Regions from separate parts of the Homo sapiens genome. Here region 2 is linked to region 1. A link is a contact called in ENCODE Hi-C or POLR2A ChIA-PET data. All regions are on one chromosome and are shown on one strand. The core of a region is the stretch at or near the end of the contact, and the rest is flanking DNA. Distances in the headings are between cores, read along the strand shown.

Evidence for each region. A loop is a pair of places that touch in the nucleus more often than their neighbours do. ChIA-PET counts read pairs that join two places held with the same protein, here RNA polymerase II (POLR2A). Pooled maps may share reads with other maps.
Region 2: a loop to region 1 is called in a pooled map, with 4 times the contacts of the local background. The contact joins the enhancer-like site here to the promoter of VBP1 in region 1. A Hi-C loop is called at or near these places in 6 of 50 pooled maps. POLR2A ChIA-PET finds 5 or more read pairs at or near these places in 3 of 52 experiments (MCF 10A, OCI-LY7 and activated CD4-positive, alpha-beta T cell).

The regions. Positions count from the first base shown.
Region 1 is chrX:155,210,598-155,218,165 of GRCh38, reverse strand. VBP1 (VHL binding protein 1) reads right to left here and starts at 1,706. Exons shown (of 6, transcript NM_003372.7): 1 at 1,591-1,706. The coding sequence starts at 1,683. RefSeq lists a silencer at 1,323-1,412 and enhancers at 1,583-1,662, 1,660-1,954, 1,265-2,053.
Region 2 is chrX:155,051,003-155,058,876 of GRCh38, reverse strand. FUNDC2 (FUN14 domain containing 2) reads right to left here. Exons shown (of 5, transcript NM_023934.4): 4 at 7,076-7,207; 5 at 1-4,282. The coding sequence ends at 4,205. Among named protein-coding and RNA genes, the nearest start is that of CMC4, 16 kb to the left of the region's middle. RefSeq lists enhancers at 1,149-1,443, 1,108-1,609. Within about 2 kb of position 1,361, at least 11 of the 41 ENCODE cell types and tissues checked have a DNase peak (open chromatin) inside an H3K27ac peak, as active enhancers do.

The DNA of each region.
Region 1 (7,568 bases), core at 457-2,956:
ATTTTAAGGTCTAGAAAAAAATAACCACGACATTGTAGGGAAAAAGCATTTCAAGACATTATAAAGCCCTCAGATAAAGTGTCTCCTCCCGAGTTAGATTTCTGACGCCATCTCTAGCTGAGCACCATGAATGTAACATTTAAGGCCCTATGGAAATTCAATTAGACACTTAGTTTGAGCTTATACTATGTGTGAGGCACTATGCTATGACCAGGAGAAGTAGGGCGATTCATGAGAACTACCTCACCTCCTCCCAGTAGCAGAGCATGAGGGGTAAGCTGCCAGTCTGGACCTCCACGGATTGTCCAAGTTCAAACCCTGGATACCTCACTTACATCCTGTGTGGCCTGGGGCAAGTTACTCAAGTGCCCCGTACCTCAGTTTTATCATCTAAAAAACGGGCATAACAGTAGTAGCTACCACCTCGAGTTTTGTAAAATCATTAAGAAAGTGCCTGGCACTCAACAAATTTTATTCCTTGTTATGGTTAGATAATAGATCAATGTAGAGAAATAAATGACACAGCTCATAAAAACACAAAATAATAACCAATTACGAAATTCAATCAGCAAATGCGAATATACAATATCAAGTGTGGTATAAATAAATGAGTCTTTAGAAGGATATAAGACGTAGTTAGTAAAAAAAAGGCAGAGGTAAGGTAAGGTACAAACCAAAAGATTGAGAAACTTCCATGAAGATTTTATAGTAGCTAAGTGGGGACAGACAGATGACCTGGCCTGGAGGGCCAGTCAGATGTTTTCTCTCATTAGTCAAATAGTTTTCAACTACTATTTCTAAATTAAATAAATAAAATAAAATTTTTAAAAAGCCACCCAGCACAGGCAGCGCCCTCCAGAACGGCCTGTGGAGCAACCCGATCCCCTCTAGGACACTAGCGAACCTGGGACCTAGCGCCATCAGGAGGGTTCAGCCTCCTCTCTCAACAATTCATTCTCCACTAAGTTGTTAGAATGATGTAGTTAAAACGAAAGGCCTTCTGATGACAGCCCGTTGCCTACTGGAAAACCTCAATTCCTTAGCAAGACACAGAAGGACTTTACACTCCCAACCTATCATCCTATTTTCCCATCGGTCTCTTCTTCCATTTCCCGAGGCAACATTCCCGAGACCACTGCATTCCTTCAACAGACAAAGTGATATTCCCGGTTTTCACATCTTAGCACTGGCTGTTCTGCCTATTCATTGTACTGTGTCTCCAGCATCCATGCTGAGTCGAGAGCTCCTCACCACCTCCCCTTTTCCAACCAGCAGGGGGACGAAAACCGGCGGCAGCCCGGAGGTCCCTCAGGCCGCCCTGCCCTGCCACCCGCCGCCCCTCGCCCCTCGCCCCTCGTCCCGGCCCCGCACCCCGTTCTCTTCTACGGCCTTCTCGAGCTACGTTTCTTCCGGGCGGGCCCCCAGCAGAGCTCAATCTGTCCAGGTGCGAGGGGTGAGAGCAGACCGAGCGCCCCCTCCCTGAACACTTGGCTCAGCTCCTTCCAACAGTCGAGGCCTGGGTGGGAGCCGGGAAGAAAGGGGCAGTCCAAGGCCTCAAGCCAAGATGCCAGGGAACAGCGTGCCTCTTACCACAAACACGGCCTCAGGAATCCCCAGGTGGAGCCGCCGCCCATTCCCTGTGGCCATTTCTCCTTTGCCACAACTGTCCTTAACGGCCGCCATCTTGGGGATGCGAGCGCGCGACTGCCTCCCGGGCCGCCGGCCGCCGGGATTCCGTGATTGGCTTGTTCGCACTTGCAGGCCCGCCTCTCCATCTCCATGCACATTCATTGGTGCGCAGGGAGCGTCCCCCACAAGTCCCCGTTCTCCTTTGGCCGAAAGTAGCCCAACCTCTAGGTGCTGATTGGCTGCGCTCAGGTAAGTGACAAGCGTGGAAGGGCCGCGAAAGAGAAGCTGGAGCGACAGGAAAAACCCATACGTCCTCCTGGGAAAAGGGGTCTTGTGAGTGAGCGGTGCTAAAGCCCTAGGAATAGGGACCTAGCCTGACCCCACCCCGACCCTAGAACTGGCAGCAGCCTTCGCAATGGCCTCTGGAGCGACCCAATCCCCTCTCTCGGATGCTAGCGAACCTGGGACCTAGCGCCATCACGAGGGTTCAGCCTCTGTGCCTTTCTGGTCTCACCATCCCAGGGAGCTTCCTGCCCCTTGAAGGGAACTTACTTTGTGTCTGTTTCAGAGTGGTCACTGGCCTCATTCTAATAAATACCCTGCCTGTCGCACCAGCCTTTCCTGAAAGCCACCTTTGATCAGAATGTCTTCTCTCCAGCTCAAACGTTTCCAAAACTTCATAGTCTACATACAAAATCCTAAGAACTCCACCTAGGCTTCTAGGCCCATGGACTTACCCAATGTCATCCTACACTACAACCCTTTAAAAGCACATGTGTCATACAGAACCAAGTAATTATTCTTCGGGCTCTTTTCTGTGCTTTATTTCACTGGAGTGTTTCCCAGTGAGGCAGTGCTTCATCCACTTGCACAAATTCTACCATGAGCCTAAGAATTACGCAATGGAAAGTAAGTCTCTCTTCTCAGAGGCAATCACTGTTACCGGTTTATCTCCGCACATAATGTACGATCAAGCATATAGACATAGATATGTCTTTAGATATAATATGAGGAAGAAATTGGTATCGTCATATTGTGAATGAGGAAACTAAAGCTCAGTGAACCTGTACAGCTCCTCCAAAATCCTACAACTACATAGTAGTGAAGCCGGAATTCCAAACTAGTTCTCCAGTGGCTTCTATGCGATTTGGCTTGGGAGGATGAAGACATGTTAGCTAACCATGACTCTGACCTTTTCTGGTCAGCAGTTTTGTAAGATAATGTCTCTGTTCCTGGAGAGAAAAGTATATGGGAATTCTATTCTTCACCACTCTCCCCCACCTCAGTGCCTTCCAAAAAAAAATTTTGTTTTTGAAAAGTAGGTAACGTTTCTACAGAAAAACATTGAGATATCAGATACACATGCAAATTTTGTTCAACTTCACTGATCCCTATCTATATTAATCATTGTTAGAACCAATCAAGGACTTACTTCAAACTTTAGGAAATATTTCTCCAAATTATCACTAATTTTAATTTGGAATAAATCCCTCTAAGAGATATAGTATTTGACACTTCGGGCCAGGTTTTTCTTTTGGAGCCAAAAGCCTTATCAGCTTATCGCTCATGTTTTACTCCCTTACAGGTACAAACAGAAGATTCCCTTATTTATACTGCTGAATATATTTCCTTTCTAGTGTTCTCTTAATTAGAAAGTTGTATACCAATTCTTTCCTTCCTGCCATGGCTGCAGCAGCTTTTCCAAGAGTACACTAACCTTATCAACTCTATAGGTGGTCATTTTCTTATCTCTTAGCAAAAAAAAAAAGGAAAAGAAAAAAAAAAAAACCTTCCTCTTGCCAGATCCAAATCTAGCTATTACCTGACTAAATATGATTGGTCTTTAGCAACCCTTCAGTAGCCCACACCTTTTACAGCTTATCTTTAGATTGCTTTAATAAAAGCATTTTTTAAAACAGACTTTAAAAGGTTGTAGTTTTTCACCATGGACACTTTTGAAACAAAACAAAACAAAATGTAAAGAAAATACGCATACAACAGGAAACAGAACAACTTAAACAATCATTTCACGTAGTGTTGTGCTGATAAATGTTCAACTAATTCTCTTTAGAAAGGGGGTATATATTTATTATAAATTGTATTGATGTAAAAGGTGTATAGCACACAATTTCATAAGTGATAATAAAATATACAATACTCTTTATCGTTAATTCTGTATAACCAATTCTGACAGGATGCTTTTGATTTTTGCCAAATACATATCTCCCTAGACAACCTACAGTTGCAATTGATGAACTAGTGTAGTTCTGACATGAATGTTGCTTGATATTTTCATTTATGTTAAGTAATAAGAAAAAAGTAATTCAACAATTATTTTTATATTGGTACTTGGATCATTCATCAACAATGTGAGTGATTTATTTGCTGAATTGGATAATGGTTTTCAAATACCAGAAAAATATTGCCTCATTTTATGGTGCTGTTCACAATAATGGCTACAGACACAACTCACTTTTAAGCTGAATCTGCATTAGTAACATTTTCTCCATTGCTTTCAAGTCTAGAGTGACAAACATAGATCAAGCCGTAGTTTGTAGCATCTACCAATTTCTGTAGCCTGGATACTCCCACAATGGCTGATTTCAATCCATGTCGAGTTGGGAGGACATGCCCAGTAGCACACAGATACAATCGATGTAAATAACCTCAAGAGCATAGGTAACATTCAAATGTCGAAAAATAATTAGAAGGTGATAAATTTTGAATATTTATTACCTTTGCCTTTAAAAGAATTTAATTGTAAATTTTTATAATTTAATTTTAAATGATGGCTGTGTTTAACAACCATCTTGCAGAATTTCTAGAAATTTAACAATTGGTTCTCACAAGCTGGTACAAGCCAGCTCTGGTGCACCACTGGCTCATATTTTGGGAAGCCAGAGTTTAATGACTTCAGTGAATAGTACCTGTAAATGTCACACTAATGTGCTCTGCAGAGAAGGAAGAAAATGATGTGACATACAATTGGAGTCCCCTGGAAGAAGAGGGTGATATCCTTAGCAACTTCCAGAACCCAGATAACCAAGAGTTGACTTAAATTTGTACAGCCGGGAACCGACAACAACTCTCACTCCATCTTTGCCTGGAAGCTTTGTGCAGGTAACAGGTTCTGTCCCAATCTCCACAAGCCTCTGAAATTACTCTGAAGAGCTGCAAATCCTGAGGCTGGGGGAATGTGTCTCCTTTTTCCTGAGCCTGGTCACTGGGGTCATTTCCTCCCAGGAAGCCCACTGGGAAAGAGCCCAAGGCCTTCAGAGAGATGCCAAGCATTTCAGGATGTTCTGAGACAGCCTCTGCTCGACCTTCTGATTCAGTTTCTAATCCTGACTTCTGAGAGCAGAAAGTGCAGTTTCCCCTAGGGGCTTTGGAACTCCCCTGGAGGGCACTCAACTGTGATAGTGCTCCTGCATGCTAAGCCACCCCAGCCTCTTGGGGCTATTTCCTAGTAAGTCAGAATACATGTGTATTCTATTTCCAGACATGCCAATGGGCCTCCATACTCACTACCCTGGGTTGTTGAGTGTGCTGGTAGTGTTCTCACTGTGTATTGTTATTGTATCTTCAGTGTTTTTGCTCTGTTTATACAAGAGAGGACAAGGTAGGATTTTCCTAGACAAGGTAAAATGTGGCAATGTGATTTCCTTTTTCCTGGGACTGATGTTATTTATCCAAGGTGATGTGGAGAGGTCCTTTGTTCAGGGAACTAACCCTTCTGCAACCCCCACCCCACCACCTCATCTGCCAGAATGATGGCCCTGGGGACTCCCAGACATTACCCTGCTTTATTTCCAGAATCCATTTCTAGGCTTGCCACTGTGTAATAGGCCCTAGAACTTGGGTTCTAGTTTAACCCTGTCATTTAACAGGCTGTGCCTCATTAGACAAGTGTCTTCACCTATCTAGCTCAGTGTCCTCACATGTGAAATGTGAGCTTTGGACTAGAGGATCTCCAGACTCACTTCTAGTGCTAATACATTTTGACTACGACCTCTGGTGAGTCATCAGGGCACTAGTACTAATTCTGCATCCCATGGTTGTCACTAGATCCCACTGGATCCTCCGGGTTCCTTCTGTAACTATGCAATTCTCAATTTAGAAAACCTGATCTTGGGCCCCAAGGTGAGTAATTACACCCTCCAAATCCCTCTGCCCCCATGTCCACCCAAGCTCTTCCTTTCCAACCAAACCCAATAAAAAGCATGGATGTAAAAAGGTTCAAACTCTGCTTTCATGTTCCTGAATCTCCTTTGGGCCGGACTCCTTAGGATACATGAAGACCTTCAGTATAAGCCATGGTAAATTCCCAGTCACAAGTTTTCCTGTATAATAATTGGGAGAGATGGTGCATTTCCAGCACAATGGTTAAGGCTAAGAGCATGCACTTTGCAGTCAAGCTTGATTATTTATTGGCTATGGGATATTAGGTTAGTTACTTTAACACTGTCTCAGTTTTCTCCATTGTAAAATAACCATAATAATAGGGCTTTGGGCACATATTATTAAGTAGATTGAATGGAATTACACATAATAACATACTTGATACTGTGCCCAGTACCTAGTAAGCCCTCAATAAATTTCAGCTACTGTCCTGATAATTGAAAGGCATGGATATGGCACAGAATAAGAAACTCAAGGGTTTGAGACATGAGCCATAACATGTCATGATAATGGCCTCATGATGGGGAGAAATCACACAGCCTGCTCATAGCATGGGAGATCTGCAGGGTCCCTCAGATAGACATCTGTTTTAAATCCCTCACAGCCTCCTGGGGAGGAAGAAGGGCTATTCTTCACATATACAGATAAGAGAGAGCATTCAGTCTGGCTCAGGACTAACTCCTAAAACATTGGAGCCCCATGATATTGCACAGCTCACTGGGCCTGCTATTTGTGGATATGTTGAAATGCCTTGAAATATGAAAGCCCAAAAATACGACCAACTCTTTTCAACTTGACTCTAAAATGTCTGATGTCAGTACCAAAGAAAAGGAGAAGCTGAGACGAGTGCCTCTATCAGCCTATAAATACTTAAGGGTATGGACTTGTTTCTCTTGCCTTTGCTTCTCTGGGCCTCACACTGAGCTTGATAACTGATCATTATTTATTGATCAAGTTGATCAATATTTATTGCTTGATCATTATTTATTGACTGTGTGAATCAAGCAACAAATGTTTGTGGAGCATGTACAATGTGCTCAACATTGAGGTAGTGAAGATAAATTACACTAGAAGAATCCGATGCAGTGTATAACTGGAGATAATAAATCTAGTTAAGAAACTAAGACACTCACATGAAAAACCACCTAGCTGGGCAAGACAGTTAATGCTAAGTGCCAGAGACACTAAGTGTAGTGGGACTCCATCTTGCATGGAAGACCTGCTTTTGCCTACACATTGGAAAAAATTCTGGATTTGGAGCCAAGAAACCTTGGAAGTCATCTCTCTTAGGGCCTCCATTTCCTCTTCCTAAAGAGGATTTTGGAATTGCTAATCTCTAGAAAATTCATCACCTTTCACATATTGTAGTCTCTGTTTATTTGTGATACAGATGATGGCTCAAAAATAACGGTGTGTGGGCACATTACAGTTTCAAGAAAGCCAAGCCAGCAGAGACCAGAATACTTGATGAAATTTCCCATGGCAAGGTGAGTTTATGTTAGTTACTCAGGGATCACACTCCCTGCCCAAGACAAGGAATCATAGGCAACCATTGCTCTTGCTGTTACTTAGAGAGCAGCTACAGCAATTACATGCTGGGAGTCTGGAGAGTCTGCTCAGGAAATCAATTTCAGCAAAATGATGCCATCAGCCTTGCTATGAGGACAGGAAGGAAGCGAATTGTCACTCCATGGCAGTCTTCAGGGGATGAAGTCCTGAGATTTTACCTAGGGACCTGGCTCTGGATTAGATGAGAGTCA
Region 2 (7,874 bases), core at 112-2,611, 160 kb after region 1:
TTTAAAGCTTTATAAAAATGTGAAAAAGTGCGACACTTTTCTTTTAAAAAAAAAAGTATTAAGATTCATGACCCCTTAAAAAGAATGCAAGCATCGGAAATATAAGCTATACCATATGACTTCTAGAAAAATCAGGCTCAGAACTAAAATAGGTTTTCTGCCCAATTACTCAGATGTTAGTGTGACCTCTTAGAAAATTGGGCAGAAAATGTATTTTAGTTCTGGGCCTGATTTCTGAGAAATCATACTAGATTTCATGACAAAGAAATGAAGCTGATAATTTGGTAGAGGGAGTAGAGGGCAGCAGCCACATTTTTCTCTGGGGTCCAAAACTGGCTGTGAGCTTCCCTCTGAGAAGAAATTGAGATCATCATGAAACATTGATGATACTCAGAAATTTCAAATCCATCAGTATACCATCTTTTCAAGCAGAGATTCCCAAACTGTACAAAAGTAGAGGTTCCAAATAAGAGCCCAACCATTAGTTATGCCCATCTTTCTGACAACCGTGAAACAAAAGAATGATGGAGAGACTATTCTTACCACAATAGTTGTTAACTACACAGTAACTTTGCTTTCCAAAACCAGAAGCACCCACCCCAAGAGCATGTTGGCTAGAATTATGCAAGAGATCATTCCTTGTAGAATCTAGTCCGCCAACTTGAATCGTCTTCTGCCAGCATCCATGAGACAGTAACTGCCCAGATCCAGTAGCAAGGACTGTCACCCCAGTGGTAGGGGAGTCAAGAACCCCACTGTCCTGTTAATGAATGTCTGGAGGCTGAGTGGCGGGAGATTGCAACAAACAAGCGGCCATTTGGGAGGAGAGTCATGCTAACATATTATCACAATGGCAATAACACTCATGACAATGGGCTGCTCAGGCAAGGGTCCCCACCACCACATCTCTCCCCGCACCCAGCTCCCGTGTCAGCAATGAGGATACACATTCTTGGGGGAGACTGAAACATTGGACTCCATCTGTTGAGCCCGAGCAGGCAGCGGCCAGAAAGTGCCCCTGGATCCGTCTCTGCTCTCCGACTCTGGGGAGAACCTTGGGAAGAAGAGACTCAAAAGTTCTACCTCTCCTGTAGCATGCTCCAAGTCCCCATCCCACCAGGTCCCATTGCGGGAGAGACGCTGGGTCAAAGGGTGGCTCAAAGTGGTGAGGACGCAGGGCCGACCCATAGTAGCCAGGAAGGGGACAGAAGGGGTCCCTGAGCCGGGACACTGTCCAGCACGCTGCAGGACAAGGGAAGGGAAGCCTTCACTACGTAGATGCCATCCTATTGGTTGACAAGTTGGAAGCCTTGAGTGCGGTGTTACCACGTCGCCGCCACAAGGGGGCGATGAAACCCCGAACACATTCCAAGTCAAGTTTCTGCGGACCATATACAGCGACAACGCTCTTCCCAAGGAAAAACTTCCGCCCCACCACCACTAATTAGGAAGTCCAGAGCGTCATTGGACTCTGCTACTGGAGAAAATACGTGCCTAGCTAAGCAGGCCTCTCCAGTCAAATGAAAGTAGTGCACTGAAAGGTGGAGCTGCCTGGTCCTTGAATCATCTCGGTTTTGCATGGAGGAGTGGCAGCTGTTCTTTTGGGGGAAACCTTAACTCCCACTTCACCACCTGAAACAAAACTGCTGGCACAATAGGGCCTTGATTCACAGGTAACCCCAAATGCCTGAGCCTCCTTCACCGATGGTTCAGCTAAACTGAAAACAAGGTGTGCAGCTGTGCGTGTTCAACCTCCATGCCAGCTCTGCACAATCCCAAGTGGTCACAGTGGCCTCACACCGTGGGCAGAACTCACAGCCGTTCTCATACTAGCAGGATGAGGCCAACCTGCAATACTGACCTCAACCATGACCCTCACAGTCGTAGAGGCAGCCAGCTGGGAAAAAACTTCAGGAGGGACCTACCTACAGATCTTAATTCAGACAATCAGAATACAGTCTGAGGCCAGACTATTTATTACAACCTACTCAAGGTAGTTTACAACCACCTGCTAATCTTTGCTGCCCTCACCAATAATCACAGGAAAAACAGATGCACCAAAAGACAACCCCTACCCCACTGGAGAGGCATTGGGTGGCCAGTCTCCCCACATGCAACCCAAAGGGGCACAGAGCACTTTGGTTAGCTTTGCTGTTACCATCCCATTGCTGTGGGTAAGTCACACAGGTAAAGTGGCTGCAGCCACTATCACCATATATGGCATAACCCAGAGACCCAGATGTCAGGAGAGGCAGAGTGTGGGGAAGCAGGAAACAGATGACTCAGTGTCACTACATATGTCTATATCAATATATATAGAGATATAAATATATAGCAAGCAAAAAAAAAAAAATAGAGGAGGATCTATAAGGTTAAGAGACTTATCCAAATCATGCAAATACGATGTGAACCTTGCATGAATTTTGATTCAAACAAACTAAATATAAAACACTTGAGGAAATTTTGAACACTGATCAGATTTTGGATATTATGTAATTACTGTTAATGTCTGATATGATGAGGTATTTATGATTTTTAGAAATAATTCTTACCTTTTAGAGATACATACTGAAATATGATAAAATGACATTTTGATATTTGTTTCACAATAACTGGTAAAAACCAGCAGAGCTATAATTTGATGATTGTTGTGAGTGAGTGATAGATACACAGGGGGATTATTGTACTATATTCTCTACTTTTATATATTCCTGAAAGCGTCCATAATAAAAAGTGAAAAAAAATAAGTTCTTATAGCAAAATATGCAGCAAAGAGGCTCATACCATTATGGTTTTGAGATGATTCATACATATTGCAAGCAAAATGGCTTATGTTTCCTTAAATGTAAGGAGAAAAACGCAAATAGGTGGTTTCTGTAAAGTTCCACACATCCACTGGTAGTTTTGATTTTCAAATTCAATACATCATTCTCAAGACGGGTTAAAATGCAAACATTTTTAAATGTATGGCCTTAGAAACACACTCATATTTCACAAGAGATCATCTCCAAGATTAACAATTCTGAGTAAAACTAACCTTTAATAGTGAGTTTTCTTTCTATAAAGTCATTATTCAAATACTCAGCACCTATTAAGTGCTAGGCCCTGTGAGTATAATGGTGAAGACAGAAGTCTTGCCCTCTGAAAGCTGACTGATATTCTAGTAGGGACTGTAGACATGGTAACATGCCACTACAGCAAAATGTGGTAAGATTCTGTGTGTGCGTGTGTGCCCGTGTGTGTGTGTGTGTGTAAGCTTTTAAAGAATAATTCTCAGGGTTGTGGTCATCATGAGACGGTAGATTACACTTGATGGAAATTTATTTCTCATGTCCTATCACTATCTTTCTTAATTCTGAATCCCTGGAAAGCTACTTCTTTAAAATTCCGGTTTAAATGTTGTATTTCATACTAACTAGATTAAAAAAAAAAATAGTAGAAGTGGCACAGAGGAGTTATGGCCACCCCTAATGTTTTGATAAGGATATTTCATTCACATTTCAAAGCTTAAAACCTTTTCTACAAAATAAAAATCCAAAATCTTCCCTTTCCCACCTAAATCACTTGTTTTACAATAAATAAACCCTTTGGAAACAGCCATGAGATACATTATCCTGTACGGTAGAAAGCATTCCTGGACAATATCAGATTTTTCAATTACAGTAATTATGCTGCCAATTTTGTCGGCATAATTATAACACATTTAAATAGCTTTCTGTAATGTAAAACCAACTAAAAAAGAAAGTAGACACCAAGATACCAAAATCTTTCATGCTTAAAGGCAAATGTATTCAGTTCCTTTCCATGCAGCACACAATAAGGTTATCTATGTGCTTATTTCTTTTCCAAATCAACAGTTTGGGACAACCTTTCAGGATCCACTCATCCTCCACGGTCAGCCATCTTGTAATGTGTTCTCATAAGTGTCTTGCATGGGGGTAAAGGAACCTTCTTGTTGGCCTACAGACTGGCCAAGTAGGGGGTGTACTGGGAGGAGAGCTAAGGACTATTGTCTCTTCTGCCACCATGAAGCTCATGGTGCCACATTGACTTGTACCAGCAGATGCTTAGAGAAGCCACTCAGATTTGCCATGGCAGGGAAGAAGGCATGGGAGAAGAGGAGGAGGGACTCGATGTCCTATGATGGAGTGTAGAGGCTGCTGGCTGGAAAAAACCAGGAACAATGAACATGAGGTCATCTTCCTTAGGATGCCATGCCAAGCAGAAAGCCTCCGAAAAATCCCCCAGTTACTAGAACATTCTTCTTCACAAATGACACCACCTGAAAACAGAAGATAGTACAATGGGTTGTTTTGCTAAGGATGTTAATAATATTAAGAATCATCTCTATTATACCTATGCCAGTCTTAACAATGTCAATCCCCTCATCGGTTACGTAATTTGCACTTTACCCAAAGGGCAATGGACTTACACTAATAGTCTATTTAATAATAATTAAATAGACTTACATATGAAAATGACTACTGGCTGGTGTGGGGAGAATAAGACTAGAGGGAGCCTGATGGGAAGGAGGATGCACATCAGGAGGTAGAGACAATGGCTCTTTGAATCAAGGACAAAGAAGGAGAGTTCATGGGGACAGTTATGGCGAAAGAGTAAAGCTGCACTAAATAAACTGGTTACAGAGGCAATTCTGTTTCCAATTTTGCTCCTTCCATCCTCTTTGGCATCTACCCTCCAATAGAGGCTTCTCATTTCCTGAAGTCTCTCCCCTAAATCTCTCCATCCATGCATTCCCCCCTGAAACCTGCTCCCAGGTAGATGCTATAAATTCTCATTCTCACACTTCACCACATCTAAGATGATTAACAGGTGACGTTCTTATTTCCTTAAGTTCCCAAAGCTTCCCACCTCCCCTCTACCCTCCTGGAATAGCTCCCGGTCATCTGAGACTCAGTGCATACATTCAGACACTCTTTATGGCTCCTTAGTCTGTGCTCTACCAATCTCCTGACCACTCCCCACCCTTCCAATTTCAGAGACAATTTTGATAAGTGGCTCAGACTTCCTCTTTCTCCTAAGTGTGATCACCACCTTAGAAAGTGTTCATATGAACAAGACATCCAACATCCTGGCCTGATCATTTCTTGAACTCAAGTACGGTGACTTCCATCCCCAAACCACCTAAGCTACTCACACCCTGACATTCCCCTAACATTTTTCACACTACCAACCCCATCCTCCTAGGACCACTGTCTTCTAACCCTCCAGTAAGCCCTTACTCCAACGATGCCTATGTCTTCCTGCCTCATTTCCACTCCTCCTCCATCTCTCCTGGACCTCTACATTTCCTTAAATGAAGCACTTTTGTCATCTGCCATTGGGGTGAAGAAAAAAAATCATACAACTTCCTGAGAAAATTGGTTTCGTTTATTATTTTTACTACTCTTTCTTCAACTTGCTAATTTGGCTTTCAACTCCACCACCCCACCAAACTGTTCTCACTGAAGTCATCTTGTTGGTAAATACTGAACTAAATCTTCATCCTGTTTCTCAAATCAGACCACCGGCTCTATGAGTAGGAAAACCAGCCACTACATCCCCAGGGCCTGTGACAGTGAACTCAATTCCAAATTATCTGGTTACTTTATAACAAACTCCCTCTGTGAGTCAACAGTTGGTTCTAATCAAATATTAACTTTATGCTTTTTATTATATACACTTCCAGTATTATTTTTAAAGTTTTCAGCAAGGTGCCATGGCTCACACCTGTAATGCCAGCACTTTGGGAGGCCGAGGTGGGAATACTGCTTGAGCCCAGAAGTTTGAGACCAGCCAGGACAACACAGGGAGACCCTGTCTCTCCAAAAAATTTAAAACTTCACCGGGTGTGGTGGTACACACCTATAGACCCAGCTACTCAGAAGGCTGAGGTCAGAGGATCGCTTGGTTGAGGCAACAGTGAGCCATGACTGTGCCACTGCACTCCAGCCTGGGCAACAGAGTGAGACCTCTCTTACAAAATTTTTTTTTACTCACTGTGGTGAGTCACTGTGCCCAGCCATGCATTATTTTTATAAACATTTGAATAATAAAGTTTTCATGAAATAAAAAATGTAACTTTCCTAACTTTGAGGAGAGACAGAAGGAAGAAAGGAAAGAGAAACTATCTGGGCTCTGGGCTCCTGTAGATACCCATCTCTGCCACCTTCCCACTCTGGGTAAAGGCACCAGCTTTGACCAGCCACTTGCCAATCACCAGCACGAAGAGCCACTCACAACATGAGAAGCCTGAGGCGCACACAGGGTATTTCTCCTCCCCTGCACTCAATCTGTCTGTTTTCCCTGTGAGGCTAGAGTGAGCTAATGGGAGAATCTCTCATCACTCCAGGCTACAGAAAGTACCAGCTATCTTCTTGACACCCTGATCCTTGTTTATTTCTCCCCAGTTCAGTGTACTTATTTATTTGCAACATCTGACATATTTCTAAAGGTAATAAAGCAGCAGCAAAAAATATCCTTTTAAAAAGGAAGGACTTCTCCTGTCCCTGCAGTGCCAGGTCATAATCTAACTTGGCTTTAATGAACAAGATCAGGGGTTAGCAAACTACAGCCCATGGGCCAAATCCAATCTGAACCTGTTTTTAAATAAAGTTTTATTGCAACACAGCCACATCCACTTATTTAACATATCATCTATGGCTATTTTGATGATATACAGTGGAGTTGAATACTTGTGACATTTCCACTAGTTATATGCAGAACAAGCAGAGTATGAATGTTTCAGAGATATGCGTGTATAGCGACAAAATGGGACTCAAAATAATTATACTGGCCATATATCCTTCCCACCTACTATGCTGCCCCACATTCCTACAAGAACTGGTTAAAGGGATAATCACTCCACAAATGTGCACAGACAAAGGTCACCAAACAATTATCCAGCTTTTAAAAATGTTCTGAAGTGATGATAATCCAAGTTAGTTTTGTCTCATTACTCTAAGTTCTTTGTAATGCTTAAGCCCTGTCCATCACTGAGATATGGTACAATAGGGTTAAGCCCTGTTTTTGTCTGCACTGTTCACACACTACACGTGAACAATGCAAGTCTCACCTCCTCAGCTTTGCTCCTGACCTCAGTAGGTATCTGATTGCTCTTACGGATCTTCAGCTGCTCTTTGGCTTTCTTCATGTCCTTCTCCACTCGTTGCCAGTCAACTTTGATGTACCCAGTATGGTTTGCAAGCTACAGTATCAACAATAATGACAACAAGAAATGAGAAACAGATTTGTTATTTCTTTTAGTCAGGATAAATCCTGAAGTAGACTCTCGAAACCCTCTGACTTTCCATTTTTGGAGACATCTGCCATTTGATTCTTTGTATCATGATGACATCTACTCAGCATCCCCCCTATATGCGAAGCCATATGCCTGGCACTAGAAATAACTACTGGCAATTCTTTTAAATTATTTATACTCTTACAACCCTTTTACAAAGAGTTACATAAGATGAAAATCAAGGTGGGGGGTCAAGATGTAGGGTGAAGAGATGGACCTTACAGCCAATACAAATGTTTCCAGAGAATGACTCTGACAATGTGCCCATGAGTGTCAGTTTCCTGACAATGTGAACAGAGCAAAGCATTCAGGCAGTTATTACTGTTGCTTAACAGGAAGAAATCTAGCATCTGGCCCCACAGAGATTTCTCATGAGCAAGTTCATATAAACGGATATTAAGAGAACCACATCCAAAGACACCTACAGCATATACCTATTTCCCTTGATAAAAACAGCAGGCACAAACACTAAAACTCAGTGTAAATCTGATTCAAGCATGTAGATTTTGATGATGGATTAATATCATCCTAGGAATGAAGAGAATGACTGTAGCCAATCAATCAATGCCCTATC